Linked DNA regions of Mus musculus: region 1 is linked to region 2. Evidence: chromatin loops called from intact Hi-C (ENCODE). Cell type or tissue: heart. All regions are shown on one strand. Region 1 overlaps Xylt1 (xylosyltransferase 1). Region 2 holds the start of Xylt1 (xylosyltransferase 1).

Evidence for each region. Peaks named below come from ENCODE experiments on the same cell type or tissue, not always from the same donor. Only the 100,000 strongest peaks of a DNase experiment are listed, where the experiment ranks them.
Region 1: a loop joins it to region 2, with 2.4 times the contacts of the local background. A loop is called at or near these places in 12 of 42 quality-filtered maps.

Annotation. Positions count from the first base shown.
Region 1 is chr7:117,458,168-117,466,167 of GRCm38, reverse strand. All of the region lies in intron 1 of Xylt1 (xylosyltransferase 1), which reads right to left. Among named protein-coding and RNA genes, the nearest start is that of Xylt1, 81 kb to the right of the region's middle. In heart, a CTCF peak has its summit at 3,419; a DNase peak (open chromatin) is centred at 3,387; H3K27ac peaks cover 312 bases.
Region 2 is chr7:117,378,889-117,386,888 of GRCm38, reverse strand. Xylt1 (xylosyltransferase 1) reads right to left here and starts at 5,910. Exons shown (of 12, transcript NM_175645.3): 1 at 5,369-5,910. The coding sequence starts at 5,710. In heart, a CTCF peak has its summit at 3,178 (motif pointing left); DNase peaks (open chromatin) are centred at 3,208, 5,908 and 6,698; H3K4me3 peaks cover 2,756 bases; H3K27ac peaks cover 2,161 bases; H3K27me3 peaks cover 249 bases.

The sequences.
Region 1 (8,000 bases), 79 kb before region 2:
AGCAAAATCTCTCTCTCTCTCTCTCTCTCCCCATCCCCCCCACCCATGCTTGCTGTGAAAATGGACTGAAATACAGTTTGCTAGTCTGGGCTCAGTCTTAGCCCAGAGTGGAAGTCATAGCATCAGCCTTCCTCTGAGGAGCAGTACTGTCACCTTACAAAAGAGTTACGTAGTCCACAAAGAGGCCCTACCATGTAGCAGCCTCAGTCTCTACCCAGTGCAGCCCAGATGAGAGCTCACTCCTGGACTTCTACATGTGGCCTTTCAGTTCTTCCTGCAAGAACATCTGCCAGGAGTGGAAACACAAGCCACACCTCCAGCTTCGCCTTTCATCAGCGATTCCTGGGCACAGGGAGGCAGTATGGATGCGAGCCTCAGGTCTGAAGTTAAGAACAAAAGAAGAGCAAAAGAGAGAATTACAGATGCTCTAGGTATGTAGCTCTATCCCTCGGTGGGGCCTATGAGGGTGTGTGCGCATCTCTCTCTCTCTCTCTCTCTCTCTCTCTCTCTCTCTCTCTCTGTGTGTGTGTGTGTGTGTGTGTGTGTGTGTGTGTGTGCAATATGGGTTTTGAGACAGGGTTTCATGAAGCCCAGGTTGACTCCAAACTTGTTACATAGCCAGGGATGACCTTAAATGTTTGGTAGTCTTGCTTCCATCTTCCAAGTGCTGGCATTTACTGGGATTTGCCACCATGCCTGGTTTGTGCAATGTTTGAGATTGAATCCAGGGCTTCACAGATGTTAGGTAAGCACTAAGTGATCCACAGCCCCAGCTCACCATGCAGGTATTGCTCACTAATTACTTGGTTTCAGAATCTCAATACAGCAAATGAACAGACTTATTACAGATAAATTCTATCTTTTCTGTAAGGTTGACTGAATGTATCCCCCTGCTTTCTGGTGAGTCTGTGTGAGATCCAGGCAAGACGTGCATTTCCTAAGGGCTACCTCCTGTCTGAATCAAAATTCAGTATGGCTGGGAATGTAGCCAACCATAGGTCGCTTGCCTAGCATGTGATCCCTGGGTTTGATCTCCAACGCTGCCAAAACCTCAGCCTGGAATCCAAGTTTCTAGACGTTATGGAGACCCAGATTCATCCTGTTTTGCCAAAACAAATTTCTCAGCCTTCACAGTCTCCCCATTCCCCTTCTTTTCTGCTCTTCTATTACCAGAACATATTTTTGTACCAAAGACACCACATCCCAGCTTTGGAAGACTGATTCAGCTGTGCTTCATGGGTGCAATGTCTCCAAGAGACCACACACAGAAATGCCAACACAAGCCCTGGAGGGAAAAAGAAAAAACAACCAAAAAAACCCAAGAAAATCCCAAAACTCCCCAATAATCCTGAGGGCAGGGAGGAAAGGAAAGAGCTTTGAAGTCCAGGCTGTCCAGGCTCTGGGATGGACAAAGGTTCCTCCCTGGTATGGGAGAGCTGCTGAAAATACATGGGTACTCTGTGGGCCCAAGGAGAAAGATGGTTTTTCTACAGTTGGAGTCTGTGTAGAGGCCAGCACACCTCAGCAAAAGGTCCAACCTGTCTTCCTGAACCCTCTTCCATTTCTTTGTGATATCGATGGTACTGACGATGGTGGTGGTACTGCTGCTGCTGCTTATGACAATTGTCACTTTATTTTTCAGTGCTGAGGATATAATTCAATACCTACTGTATGCTAGGCTAAATTAGGACCTGGTGTATTGTGCTAGTGGACATCTTATTTGATATAGCTCCGTCTCATCCTAGCCCCAGTTACAGTGAAGCCACCCCAGCCCTATGGTGGACATCTTCCCAGCTACCATTCATTCTGTGGTCCTTGAAAGGAACCGCAATCAGCAAGTGACAGCAATAGAAGTAGACGCAACATTTTATTACATCATCAATCCACTCTCACAGAACAGTTGGGAGACAGAAGGTTTCTCCCGGGGCTGGGGAGGTGGCTCCCCTGGTAGAACATTCACTTAGCATGCATCCCTAGCACTGCACAAAACAGGGGCATGCTGGAACATACTACAATCTTAACAGTCGGGAGACACTTGCAGGAGGGTCACAAGGTCAGGTCATCCTTCGCTATATAGCAAGTTTGAGGCCAGACTAGGCTACATAGTTGTCTCTAAGACAGACAGACAGACATTTAGAAAACAAAATGCCCCTAAAGTCTAGACACATGAACAATTCTTTCTATATTTTTACTATGAGGAAGTATTCTTTGTGACATCATTTGTTTATTGGGCTCCACGCTAGAAATATCCTGGGGTATTGTTCCCAATTTAAAGAGGTAGAAATGTGGCTCAGATGGGCATGAGACTTGGTTAAAACCCAAAATGCTGGTTTAACCTTACTACCATTATAGTCATTAAAAAAAGTCAACAATGGAAACCGAGCCAGAATACTTGGGTGCTGGCTGCTTTGGCCTATATGATGAGCAAAGCCTTTTAAAACTAGTCGCAGGCATTTCGATATAGGATGACATCTCCCAATCTTAATGGATGCCTTTTGTTGAGATGTCAGCAGATGTGGCAAAGGCAGCCAGGCCTCAGGGCCACAGTAAGAATCACACAGCTTCTGCCTCTTGGAGATGGACTCTGTGCTGAAGCCAGTTCCGTCCACCTATCTGTGTCCAGGAAGCATCTGAACTTGTGACTCCTCAACCATCAGAGGATGGTTTATCGTACGTCCACATGAAAAACGAACTCCCATGTTGCTGGTGGACAACTTCTCCAGTACACCCCAATCTTGCCCCAGACTCAGAAATGAATTCCCAGGGTACATTTCTTCATGTCCTGTACGTATATGCATGCCATGTAGACTTCACAGGAGAAACAGGTTCTAACGAGACAGAAACAGTCTGAGCATGGTGACAGATGAATAATCAGCCTCTACATTGGGCTTCATGGCGTGTGTGTGTGTGTGTGTGTGTGTGTGTGTGTGTGTGTACTTGTATGTGTGAAGGCCAGAGTTTGATATCAAGTGTCTTCTACAATCGCTCTCACTGAACCTGGAGCTTGCCTATTTGGATAGACTGGTTGCCCAACAAATTCCAGGGATACTACGGTCTCCATCTCAGTGCTGGACAACAGATGCCTATATAATATACACCAGGCTTTTTTCAGGCTGCTGGGCATATGAACTCAGCTACAAGTACTTTATCAATAGAATCATCTACCCTGCTTCATGGTCTTGTCTCATTGGGACTGTGAGTGGGAGGGGGGTCAGGCGGGAGGAGAGGGATGTGGGTCAGGAGGGCAGAGGGAGCAGGCAGGAGTAGGCAGAACAGGAAGAAGTTCCTGGTGTTCTCTGCCTGCTGGCTTCCTGCAGCCACCTCTGCAGCTGCCTGCAGACTGTGGGGCTGTTCACTGGAAGGAAGTGCTCTCATCTCCCACGACAACAGACTTGGCTCAAGGAACCCAAAACGTGCACAGCCCCCAGAGGCAGGAAGACCAAAGAAAGCCCAGTCTGAGACAGTGTGCTGCTCACTGCGCACAAAGCTCCAGCTGGGAGAAAGGGACAGGACAAGGCAAGAGGAAGAGAAGGGAAGGGGGTACAGGGCACCCCAATGTACAATGAACTCCATTCTCCAGTGAATAAGCAACTCTCCTCAACTCCATCTCAATGGCTTTGTTTCTGAACGTTGAATTCTACACCCAGAAAGCCCAACTTGTCAGACCTCCTGCCAAGGTCAAGCAAGAGCCTGAGATCCCCAGGCAAGTTGATAATTGACACCCAGGGTACAACTTCTGTGCTAATTCCTGTTGGGCTGAGCCAAAGCCCACAATGTTCTTCTTTATTTCTGTGCCTTTCTATGCTGGGTGGGAGGGGGATGCCCGCTCACATGTATGCTGTGCTTGGTGTTTCTGCGGGCTCCATTCAGAGGACTAAGTGCTTCCTTCCCCAGAACTTCACTGAGACATCTGCAGGGGAGGGTGCGAAAGAATGGGAGACACAGACCCTAGTTAAAGACTCAGTTTGCATTCACTACACAGTGGGAATTATCCCTAGTGTCCCAGAGCCTCTGTGGGGAGGGCACTTTGGGACTGTGGCTACCAGAGGTTTTGCGGAGTAACAAATGAACTGAGACTGGAGAGCCTCATTCAATTCAGAGGTGCTTTGATCCCCCTGTATGAGGTTTTAGGAGTGAAAGAATGAGATGGAAAGCCAACTTTCACGGAAAGATGCAAAACTGAAGCTCTGGTAACAAGCATCCAGCATCTCCCAAAGGCATTTGCTCTCCTGAACTGAACACCAACCTCCCCTCTCAGAAGAAGGGTGGGCCCAGCTGTTTGCCAATGCACCTATACCAACACAATTTCTTTACTTAGGATACTCTTGTGTGGCATGAATAGGGGGTTTGTGGAAGTGAGAACTGGGGTTCATAATCTCTAGCTTAGTGGGTCTCAAGTCGTGCCTTGTGGAGAAACTGAGCTTAGAGAAAAGCTAGGAACAATGGAAAATGAGTTGGGCATAAAGGAAACTTGCCTACAATGTCCAAGGATGATATAGCCTAAGAATAGCACGTGATATACCCAGGGATACTTGCTTATGAGCAGTCTATATGGCCAGAGATTGAGCATCGCCCATGGTTGCCCTCTCACCCTGAGCCACACATGTCTGGTCTTCAGAGACTGTAGATTCAGCACCGAATGGCACCAACAAAGTGATCATTTCAAAAAAGCCAGCCATATGAACTTCCTGGATGCTCAATGCATACAGAAGTTATGTTCATATGATACTACATTAAGTGTACAATAGCATTATGTCCAAAAGCAGGCACACAAAAAGAATCAGTTGATAAAAATGCTAATGATCGCCGGGATTATTGGTGCCCATGGACTTGCCTAATGGGAGGTTGCCACAGTTCTTCAGTGTGAAAAATCTATAGCACCTATAAAATGCAATAAAGCAAAAATGCAATAGTATGAGATTTGTTGCTACTGTTTAGACAACTTGCCCCATTTTCCCAAAGCTGAGGACTGTTCTCTTTACTTGAATATTTAAGGGAGTCAGCTTGGGACTGGACCACAGAAATCCCTGGATGAATGTTTACTGACTCTGAATGTAGTGGCTCTCAAGCCATGTTACTTTGTAATCCAAAAGGCAGATGGAAGACAGATGCTTAGAACCCAGAATGTATGGCAGGATGGTCCCCTTACTGTAAAGTAAGGAACATTCTCCTCACAAAGAAAAGTTTGTGCAGAAATGGCAGTGAATAACTGGTCAGCTAATATCTATGTTGTGAAAGCAGGAAGGTTATTGTGTACGTGATGCATGACATAGCTAATGAACTAGGTTCTGGATTGACTATATTTCATATATGGATGCCATAAATCTTAAGTATGTTCCCAAAGCCAGGGGTATGCCTCAGTGGGAGAGCACATCTTAACACATCAGATGAATGCTTGGGTTTTGTATCCAGCATCACACATGAAAAAATAAAATGAAATAAAATAAAATAAAACACAGGAATTTGTTCACAGTCTGTTCCATCCTAAAAACTAGAAGATCTCCACATCTCCTATTTTATCACACTTCTCAAACTTTTCTGAATCACCCCACTCCTGGTACTAGTATCCAGTGGTTATTTAGGTAGGAAGGTAGAAAGTGGCCAGCATCAGGTTCCCCCAAGCCAACTTTGATTTCTAAGAGAAACAGAGGAGGAGATGAGTAAGAGAAAAAGCATTCCATATTTCACTTCTACACTTTGCATTTATAATCAATTACGCAGACACAGCTTTAAATTCCGAAAGGGGGGTGGGGGGAACAGTACAGTGGCTCTGATCTCACCTGCTAACTGTGTTTACATGCTAACAGCGTTTCTCAGGGACAATTATCTTATTACTAGTTTGCTAATCTTTTCAATCTTTCCAACACAGTTTACAGCTGCAGACTTCAAAAATTAAAGCTAATTAAGACCCTGCTTTCGGCAGGTAGCATAAACTGCTCACACATTTTAACAGAGTAAGATAAAATCTATTTGGAAAGAGAGGGTGAGGGGGCACAATGTCAAAAGTAGAGAGAAGAAGCCTCAGTCAATGTGTAGGTTCTAAGGCTAGGACAATATTCCCTCAGCACGCTCAAGGATTCTCCCAGAAAGATCTCCTACAGATCCCAAATCATCAGAGGCTCGGGCTCCTCCTGTCAAATAGACAAGCACTTGAGTATAACATGAGAGCTCCCCCCTATTTGTGCTAAGTAATCTCTTGTTCAATCATAATGGCTAAAACAATGCAAATGCTGTGTAAATAGTCCACAAACCCTGTTAGAGAATGATGACCTTAAAAAACTGTGTGTCTCTATCTCCCCAGGCAAGCACCACCACCAAGCTGTTTGAATAGTCAGACTATTTCATGAGCAGCCACATTAAATAAGCATGCAGGTTAGCCATCGCTATCCAGTAGAGAAGGATGGGGTAGGCATGTAGATATGTGGAAGTACCCGTGTGTGTGCACATGTGTGTGAGGAGGTGCATAAGTATGGGTAGGTCAGAGGTTGGCCATAGGTACCTGTCTCCAAGTCACTGGGGCTTTCTGGCCACCAGCTTAGCCCAGATTCAGTGAGATATCCTGTCTCAGAGGCATAAGGTAGATAGCAATGGGACAGGGCACGCAGTGTCCTCTGGTTTCTGCACATGCATGCATTCATGGATAATCATGCACACACACACACACACACACACACACAAACACACACACACAGAGAGAGAGAGAGAGAGAGAGAGAGAGAGAGACAGGGACAGAGACAGAGAAACAGAGAGACGAGGCAGAGAGAGAGAGAGAGAGAGAGAGAGAGAGAGAGAGAGAGAGAGAGAGAGAGAGAGAGAGAGATGGGGGAGCGTGTATGTACAGACACAATGGCAATATTCACTAAGGTTTTTGCACAGTCAGAGCTAAGGCTCCTCTGATCAGCCACTCAGTGAGACACCATGCTGGAGATTTTAAGGCAAATTTCCAATAATTTCTATTTTCCATTTAGAGGGATCATCACAGTTTCCACAGAGCGGAAGCCAAGAGGTTGCGCCCACACAGCAAGCTTTACAAATTATTCAGTCCTCCATATTGTTATGGACGATGAGAAAATCAAGAAGGGACATCTGACAGAATATTAAAGTCTGGTAAAATACCTTTCTTCTGTCTAAAATGAAAAGACTACAAAAAAAATCAATCTAGGTTAGATAAAGGTCAATTTGCAGCTTGGGAAAATGACACGGACATTTGCGGGCTGTGAGAAATGAAGACTGGGCTGCAGCTGGAGCTCAGAACAAGAGCTTGTGCCCAGTATGCTCAGGGCCATGGGTTCGATCCCTGGAAGGAGAGAAGAGAGGAGTGGAGAGAGGAGGAGAGGAAAGAGAAGGGGAAAGAACAAGAGTCCCAGCTTTCAAGACCCAACAAAATATATGAACATCTAAAATACCATTCTGTCAATGCCACCCATCACACATTTCCGCTCCATTGTTCGGTGTCTTATGTAGAATGGACCCAGGACACCTCAGTTCACTGTCTCATCAACTTCCTGTCCCAAAGACATCCAAACCCCCTGAAGTCCCCAAGACTCAAGCATATGACATACTGTCTGTCTGAGCCACCCGATGCTTGTTAGTTGTGTACACTTGCTCATCCCAGTTCACACTGGGTCCATGCAGCTCAGAAGGTGTATTGTCAGTATACAGCTCTGGATCTACCTGCTGAGTTCCAAATGAGGAAAATAGCTCTTTCCTTGATGAGTTTGAGCATGCAGGAGCTGCAAGAAGCCCAGAGACCAGTGACCCACTCTACAGATGAAGAACTGAGGTTCAGCAGGACAAAGAGGGTGCCTGACATAGGGCTATGCTTTCTCATCTTGGCCTCTTGCCATGGGAGAGGTATAGTGAGTCAAACATGAATTCATTCCTGTCCGCAGCTGATGGTGTCAATGAGTGCTCTTTTGCTCAAACTCACCTTGTGTGTGTATGTATAAGCATGTATGTAGGTATGCTAGTGTGTGTGTGTGTGTGTGTGTGTGCGCGCG
Region 2 (8,000 bases):
ACATTTGTGTTGGGTCTATCACATATCCAGGCATGGTGGGACACATCTGTAATCCCAGCACTGAGGAGGAGGTGAGAGACAGAGTTTTGGAGCTCACTAGTGTGCCAGCCTGGTGGGTCAATGAGCTTCAGGTACAGTGAGAGACCTCACGTCTCTTCTGTCTCTTTAAATCATTTTTTGTCACAGGTGGTATTGGTTATGTAATCATTTCACTTTCCCCAAAGTCTTTGCCCTTTGTTTTGGTAGACGATCATTAGAAATGAAGAGATGGGCTGGAGAGATGGCTCAGCAGTTAAACACACTGGCAGCTCTCCCTGAAGGACTAAGTTCAATTCCCAGCACCCACGTGGCAGTTCAAAATCCACTCTAACTATAGATTCATGTGGTCTGATATCCTCTTCTGTTGTGCAGACACAATACTCATGCATCTTGAAAAGGACAAAAAAGAAGGAAGAGATGTGAGGCTGGAGGATTATTCGGGTTGTAAAGTGCTTACAGTACAAACAAGAGGACCTGAGCTGGATCTCTAGCAGCCCAGTGAAAAGCCAGGGACGGTGGAACACATCTATAATCCCAGCACTGAGGAGGTGGGAATAGACAGATCCTAGAGCCCATCGGTGAGCCAGCCTGCTGGAATCAGTGAGCTTCAGGCTCACTGAGCCTCCCTGTTTCAAAATTTAAGCTTGACAGCGATAGAGGAGGCTTCCCAACATTGATCTTTGGCCTCTACACATGCACACATATGTATACATATATCCAGATGCACACATCCACATGCCTACATTCACATGAACACACACACACAGAGGCAGGGTCAGGGGGAGAATAAAATGGGAAGAGAGATTGTAAAGAAGAATGGATAGGCTGGAGAAACCCCACCCTGCACAGTTATATTGGGGAGGGGCATCCTAGACTCTCTTCACATAGATTTATAGCCCCTCTCATTGCCTGCAGTTCAGAGTAGTCAGGTAGAATCTTATTATAGAGGTAGGCTAAAGAATAGTTTGCATTCTAAGTCACACACACACACACTCACACACACACACACTAACATCAACTTTCTGTGCTAACTCAAATCATTATTTTTTTTTCTGTTAAGAACATGGATCAAAGTTAAACAATTCCCAGAAAATATTAATTTTAAGCCTCAGATGGCCTCCTGTTTAAAGATTAGCAAGCATTTTGCCACCCAACCTTTTAAAGTACTTTCTTTAGTGAATTGATAGCCTTGAGAGAATAGGAAAGTGACTACATACATGCATATATACCTGTGAAATGTCCTACTTCTTAAGTGCTCTGAAACACAAATTTCCCAAGCACGGCCATAGCACGACAAGTGGAAAATTCTAAACCTGCTTCACATGACAGGTCACAGTTAAAATGCAGGCACAAATCAGTACAAAATTACATTTAGGCCATGTATATAAGATTGATCAAGCCAGGTGTGGTTGCACATAGTTGTAATCGCAGGAGGGTCATGATTTTTACATTAGTCTGAGCTAGACAAGTCATCAAGACAAGAAAAAGAAGGACCAGGAGGAGGAGAAACAGGAGGAGCAAAAGAAAGAAATAAGAGTGAGAGAAAGGAGAGTGAGAAAGAAAGAAAGAAAACAATAATTTTGGTTAATTATTTTGTGTGGTTTAATCTTGGGTCCCGCCCTATCTTTTTATTTACATGCTAATATTCCAAAGTATCTTTCACAATCCAAATTTTGAAACACTCCTTCAAAGTATTTCAGATAATGGATATCCAGCCTGTATTTATTATCTTATTATTAAATTAAGTGGCTGCTACTTATCTATTTTATTTAGCATTCCCAGTGTGTGGTAAAGCAGACGATGACATATCTGCAGTGAGATAAATATTGCTCAAAGATACACACTTCTATATACAAAGCCTGCTTTTTTTTTTGTCTGCTTCGATCAGACAAAATAATTCACTGGAAGTGTGGAGGAAACAAATCAGCCGTCAAACGCTCTCTGTTCTCTCTGCAAACATTTGGATTGAAAGAAAAGCTTTGCCTCCAACGCCACTGGAACCCTCTTCCAAAGTCACTGTTAATGTCTGAAAGAGTCCGGAGTTATCTGAGTAATGTGAAGAATGAGGGATCTCTGCTGAAAAAAAAAATCAGCATTTCAAAGGGGTCAGATCATACAAAAACGGCATTCTACTGTACGCGTACAGTAGGCAAGGACATTAAAACATTAGATTTCTTAAAGGAAACTTACTAAGTACCTTGAGTGACGCTGGGACTATGGGGACGTTAGCAAGAGAAACAAAGATACAGGTGTGACACCTACAGCTTTCATTTCTTCCCGAGTCTAAAAAGGCACTTCTGCTGGCTAGTCTTTCTGACAGGCCCCTCACTCCCCACTACTCCCCTTCATCTATGGCTCAGTGCTCTCCCGTTTTATATTCCGAGACCACAGTAAAGTTCATTTCTTACTGAGGCCCAGAGAAAATGCCCCACTACAGAACTCTGCTGTAATCTGCATCAAGCTAATACTTAAATGCTCAGAGATGCTGAGAGGGAAAGGGGGCACTAGCAAACCTTTACAGAGATGCCCATTTCACCACTATCCCTGCACACACCCTCTGATCCTGCTTGCATATCAACATGATCTCTTATGTGTCTCCACTGCCCGGCCACAGGTACAATTTCTGTACCTAGACACTGCTCTCCAAAAATAAAAGGCTCGCAGTTCAGAAGTTGGGAGAGGGGAAAGCAGCCAGGAGAAGCAGATAGGTCTGGATTTGGAAACACTCTAGCCGTAACAGCTGCTTGACACCCATTGCCACGCACCCACTGAAGCCATGACTGTTCACCCAACTCTACTCCAGCCTGCCACAAAGCACAGCACAGAAACGAACATCACTGTCCTAGCATACAATTCCACAGTATTTGCAGAAGCCATCTGGAAAAATATCAGGGAATGTGTGTGTGTGTGTGTGTGTGTGTGTGTTTGTGTGTGTGTGTGAGAGAGAGAGAGAGAGAAAGAGAGAGAGTGTGTTAGTTCTGAATGCCACCCTGAATCCCTTTGCAGCATCATGCATACAGTCAGCCCAGGCAGGGTCCAAAAATGAATGGCAAGTTGTTAGCAGTCTGTGGCTCTCTCAGCCTGTATCCCAAGCTCCAGCTCTGATGGACTTTGGGAACAGCCTGCCCCCTTCTGGTCTCCTTGAGCTCCATGAAAGGGCAGGGCTTGGGGTGGGCACACCTTGAGGAGGACAAACAGACCCCTAGCTCTAGCCATCCTGTGCACACTGCAGCTCCTGGGGCAGGATGTGAGACAGGAGGAAGAGAGGAGAGTGCCGTGCATATGACAAAAAGTCCAGGACCAGCAGGACCGGACAGTTGAGAGCTACCAGGAATGGGAAAGTGAAAGAAAAAAAAAAGCACAAAATGTATTCATATACATATACATTGGAAGCTAAAAAAAATGGAGACATTGGAGGACACTGTCGGGAGGATACACCTAAACCCACAGATAAAAGCAAAATTGCAGACAAGCTCCGCTGCTAGGACTGGGGATCTAAAAACATGGTTTAAAGGGGAAGTGGCACCCCACCCCCGCCCTTCCGATTCCAAACCTGATGTGACTGGGCTAGGACATGAGAGATTACTCCTAGGTGAACACACATGGAGGGGTTGTGCATCACTGCTCAGACCATCGGTGGGGAAAGAAAGAAACCAACTGCTTTTTTCTTTATAATTCTCTCACTGATCTCAACAGGTGGTCTATGTACCCTGAAAGTACCTCCTGAATCCCCTTTGCAAAAGGTACAGTGAGTCCCTCCCATGGTCCCCTCCCCACCCTGCCTGTTTCCACACTGGGCCAGCACTAAGTGCGCCTAGTCCCTCCCACCTCCCAGTAGGTCTCCAATTTTAGGAAGAACATGTAATAGCGTTTTTGTTTTTGTTTTTGTTTTTGTTTTTTGTTTTTTGTTTTTCCAGTTGGAACACATGATCAACTCCAGGAGTTCAAAGGCAGTGAGTGCCTGGGTCCCCTTGGACTTGGGGACATTGAGAATGCTCAGGTTCTCATGCACAAGCATCACTACAGGTGAGGGTAAGACTTCTCCTTGGTAGCTACAGAGCAGCCAAATGCTCTGTCAGATCAAGTCCTGAGACTGCTTTAGCTCACAGACATAAAGAGCTGTGCTCGGGCAACAAGGGTCAAAACAATCCTGAAGAACTTAAGCACATCAGAAAGCACTTCTGACACAGCTGTGTAGCTGTGTCTAGGCAGTCTTCAGCAAGGGCTGCCGGAGTGACAAGCAATAACAAGGACTGTTCCCTTCCTACAGATCCTAGAAACACTCCCCCGGTAGCTACCGTCCTTCAGATGCTGGGCAGTTCTCTGCAGGGAACTGGGATGATGGACAGAGAATCACATGGCATATCACACCAGCCCAAAGACAGACAGACACTCATTCCTACGCAGAGCAGAGACCCTGTACAGTAGTTACGGACTCAGATCTCCTGCCCTCCTAGCTCAGAGAAAGGTGAAACAGATACCCCAAAGAAGTTGGGGATAGAAGAGGAAGACAAGCCGGTGCCCCACCTAGCCAACCAGATGGTACTAATAGAACTGGAAGACAGTTTCAGAGACCTGACTATTCACATCCAAGAAGAGCAAAGCACACTGGGAGGTGTGGTGATAGCGTGGCCAGACAGACAGACAGTAAGTGCAACTGACCACCCATGTCAAGTCAGAGACAGCCAGCTGGAACTAAGGGGCAATACCTGGAGGTGAAGTCAGGGAGGGCAAGAAATGGCAAGGTTAGGGACTGAGGAAGGTGGGGACTGGGGAAGGTGGAGAGAGAAGTAGATTCCCAGAGGGGAAAACAGGACCCAAAGTCAGATCAGGCTTGCAAGACCCAGTGTTGATTTGGGCACCAGGGACATGGTGGAGGACTTAACACACTCATTCTCAGCCCACAGCAAACAGCTCAGACCAAAGAGGCTGCGTGGAGAACTACCCTTGAGCAGCGGCTGAGGATCCGGTCACGATCCGATGCACGTACTCGAGTGGAGAGTGAGGCATCAACGCCCCCACCCAGAGAGCAAGTAGGACGCCCAGAAAGAGTGATAGGAAACAGGACCCCCTAGAAAGCGAGTCTCTTCTGGAGCTCACTTTCCAGACCCCAAGGGGGCGGTCCTCAGACTCCGCACAGAGCAGCGCGGCTCAGTGCACGACCCTGCAGCTGCCCAGGGCAGCCAGGGCAGTCAGAGGCAGCCAGGGCGCAGAGTCCCTTCGGATATCGGGACTTGTGTGGCCAAGACCAATGTGAGGCATGGGTAGGGTCGCCCATCTGTCTCTCTGTCCGCGGGGCTCGAGATCCCCTTCCCAAAGGGCACCTTACCCTCGCCCGGGAGGCTAGTGCCCCGCGGCTGGCAGGCTGCTGTGCGCGGGCTCCTCCGGGGCCGCCTCCCCGTGCTCCTCCTCCGCCGGCTCGGCCTCCAGGTCCTCCGCGGGCTGCGGGCAGATGGGCAGCCAGGTCCCTGCGCTCCCGGCGCGGGGCCGCGGGCTGCTGCTGCTCGGCTGCTCCCGCCGCTGCCCCCGCGCGCCGCTGCTCTCCAGCCCCGGAGTCCAGGCTGCTGAAATTCCACACCACCAGCGTCTGCAGCAGCAGCACCATGAGCGCCGCCAGCAGCGCCGAGTGCGAGCGCCGCGCCAGCCTCCGGGCGCACGGCGCCGCCACCATCTTCCGCGGCGGCCCGGGGCGAGCGGGGTGCCGGGACACCCCGGTGCGCGCTCTATCCCGGGGGCTCCGCGCTCGGGCCCCGCCGACGTCGCCCGGGCTCGCCGCTGCTCCTCCTCCTGCTCCTCTCCTCCACCACCTCCTCCTCCCTTTCCTCCTCTGCCGCCGCCGCCGCCTCCTCCACCGCCGCGGCGCGGAGTTTTCAGACGGGCAGGGACCCGGACGTCACCAGGAGGAGGGGAAGGCGGGAGGCGGGCGCGGGGAGGCCGCGGAGGGGGCGCGGCGCGCGCGCGCGGGGACACGGCTCGGAAGGGAGCTGGCCCCTCGAGATTCCCTTTTCCCTGGGTCAGGGTCCCCAACCCAACCCCCAGGGTTCTAGGGCGGGCGTTAGGGGTACCAGGGCTGGGGAAGGGGCCACTAGGGACGCGGGCCCTGAGCAGAGGGCGGGGCCTGGAGGAGGAGCCGAGGGCAGCGTGGGGAGGAGAAGGTGAGGGAGGGGGTGGAGGCGAAGGAAGCAGACAGACACCCCCCAGAACAGGCGTGGGAACAAGGTACGGGTGCGAAAAGGCCGGTGCAAGGGGTAGAGAGACGGAAAGTGGAGGATAGAAGAGTCAACAGGGCAGCTCAGCTTGCAGAGGTCAGGAAAAGGGAAAGAAGGGTCCTGAGAGTCTGTGTTCCATGTGGCAGAAAACTGGAGGCGGAGTTGCAGGAGGCGCGGAGTTTTCCGTCCCGGCATCTTTGGCTGCACAGAGAGAAAACCTTGGCAGGTGGAGATGGGAGAAAACGTAGGAGTGTCACAGGTCCTGGCTCTTGTGCAGCCTGGGATTCCTGGATCACTGACTGAAACGATGGGGAGGAGGTTCTCAATGACTCGCCGAGGTTAATCAGCACAAGCACTGCGACTTCTGAGTCACCCCCCCCCCCTTCCAGGGCCAACCAAAGATTCAGGGCTCATTGACTCACTTCTCTGGTCCCCAAAGACTCACAATCCAACATCCTCCAAATCCAGTTGGCAAGTGAATGCTTTGGTGGCTAAAGAAGTTTTCCAACCCTCCCTGGCCACAAGCTGAAGTCTCCCTCCCAGCCACAGAGCCTCCCTCCCTTAACGCCCTTCTTACCATCCGCCCTCCTGATGTCTGACTTGCTGTGTGCACTAGATTCAGAGCTGGGTCAGCCCAGCCTTGCTTTATAAGGAGAAGCATTTTCCTGGACTGACTGGTGACCTTGAGCCACCAAGACTGTCCCCCTTGACCTTGTTCTGAGCTCTGTCAGTGAGAGTTTGGAAGGAATAATCTCTCTGAACTCAAACTTCATCCAGCTCTCTCTGACTCAGTCTTATAGACTTCCCCTTTTGATACATAGCATCTATTAATGTCTGCATGTGAATGGGACTGATGTCTACCTATGTCAGTGAGCTGGGGACTTACAGCGAATTCTTGGTCTTTTGTCTCCTGCCCTTTTAAACATCACCCTGGTTTGTAAAGGGAAGCGAGTGGATATGTACAGAATCTATCAGAGAGCAAGGCCAACAGTGGCGAGAAGTGGACCCTTCCATCCACTGCACCAGCATATTAGAGCACTGATGTGTGCCAGATGTGGGATCAGGTACAAGCATCCCAAGGTGACAAAGGGTGCCTCTGATCTACAGTCAGCTAGAAGGCCAGAGAGTCAGGTGTAGGTAGGTATGGAATCTCAGAAGAAAACATGACCATCGTCCCTAGAGAGATTTGCAAAGGAGCCGTGGGTTCATGAGAGTGCTACTGGGATAGCTGTGTCCTCAGCCAACCTGCTACCCTGACAGTCTACAATCTGCTCCAGGGCCCCCTCTAGCTCTGCAGCCAGGGACAGAGGCATTCCCACTTCATCAACAGTGAGACTGTAGAGGAGAGGCAGCTCCCTGGTTCACCAGTCTCCTCTTATCTGCATATCAGTTGGGAATATTTATAGTTTGTGTAATAAAACACCTGGTTTAACAATCTAAAAATAAGCCTTACTGGATTGTAGAACTAGTTATTGCAGAGCACTAACTCCAGGCATGGCTTGATCCAGCAACCTAGAACAACCACTACAGAATTTTCTCTTCCTTTCTCCTCTCTTTCTCCCACAGTGTCTGTTCACACTGGAACATCACAAGAGTCCTAGATTCTGTGACTTAGACTAGCTGTAACTTATTCATCTGCAGTCCAGGATTCTTTTAGAAGATGCAGAGAGCGTTTTCTTACAGAGTAATTTTTAGGTCCTAAGTTACCCCTAAACCAGTCACAAAGCTCAGGAAGTCAGATCAAGGAAATGA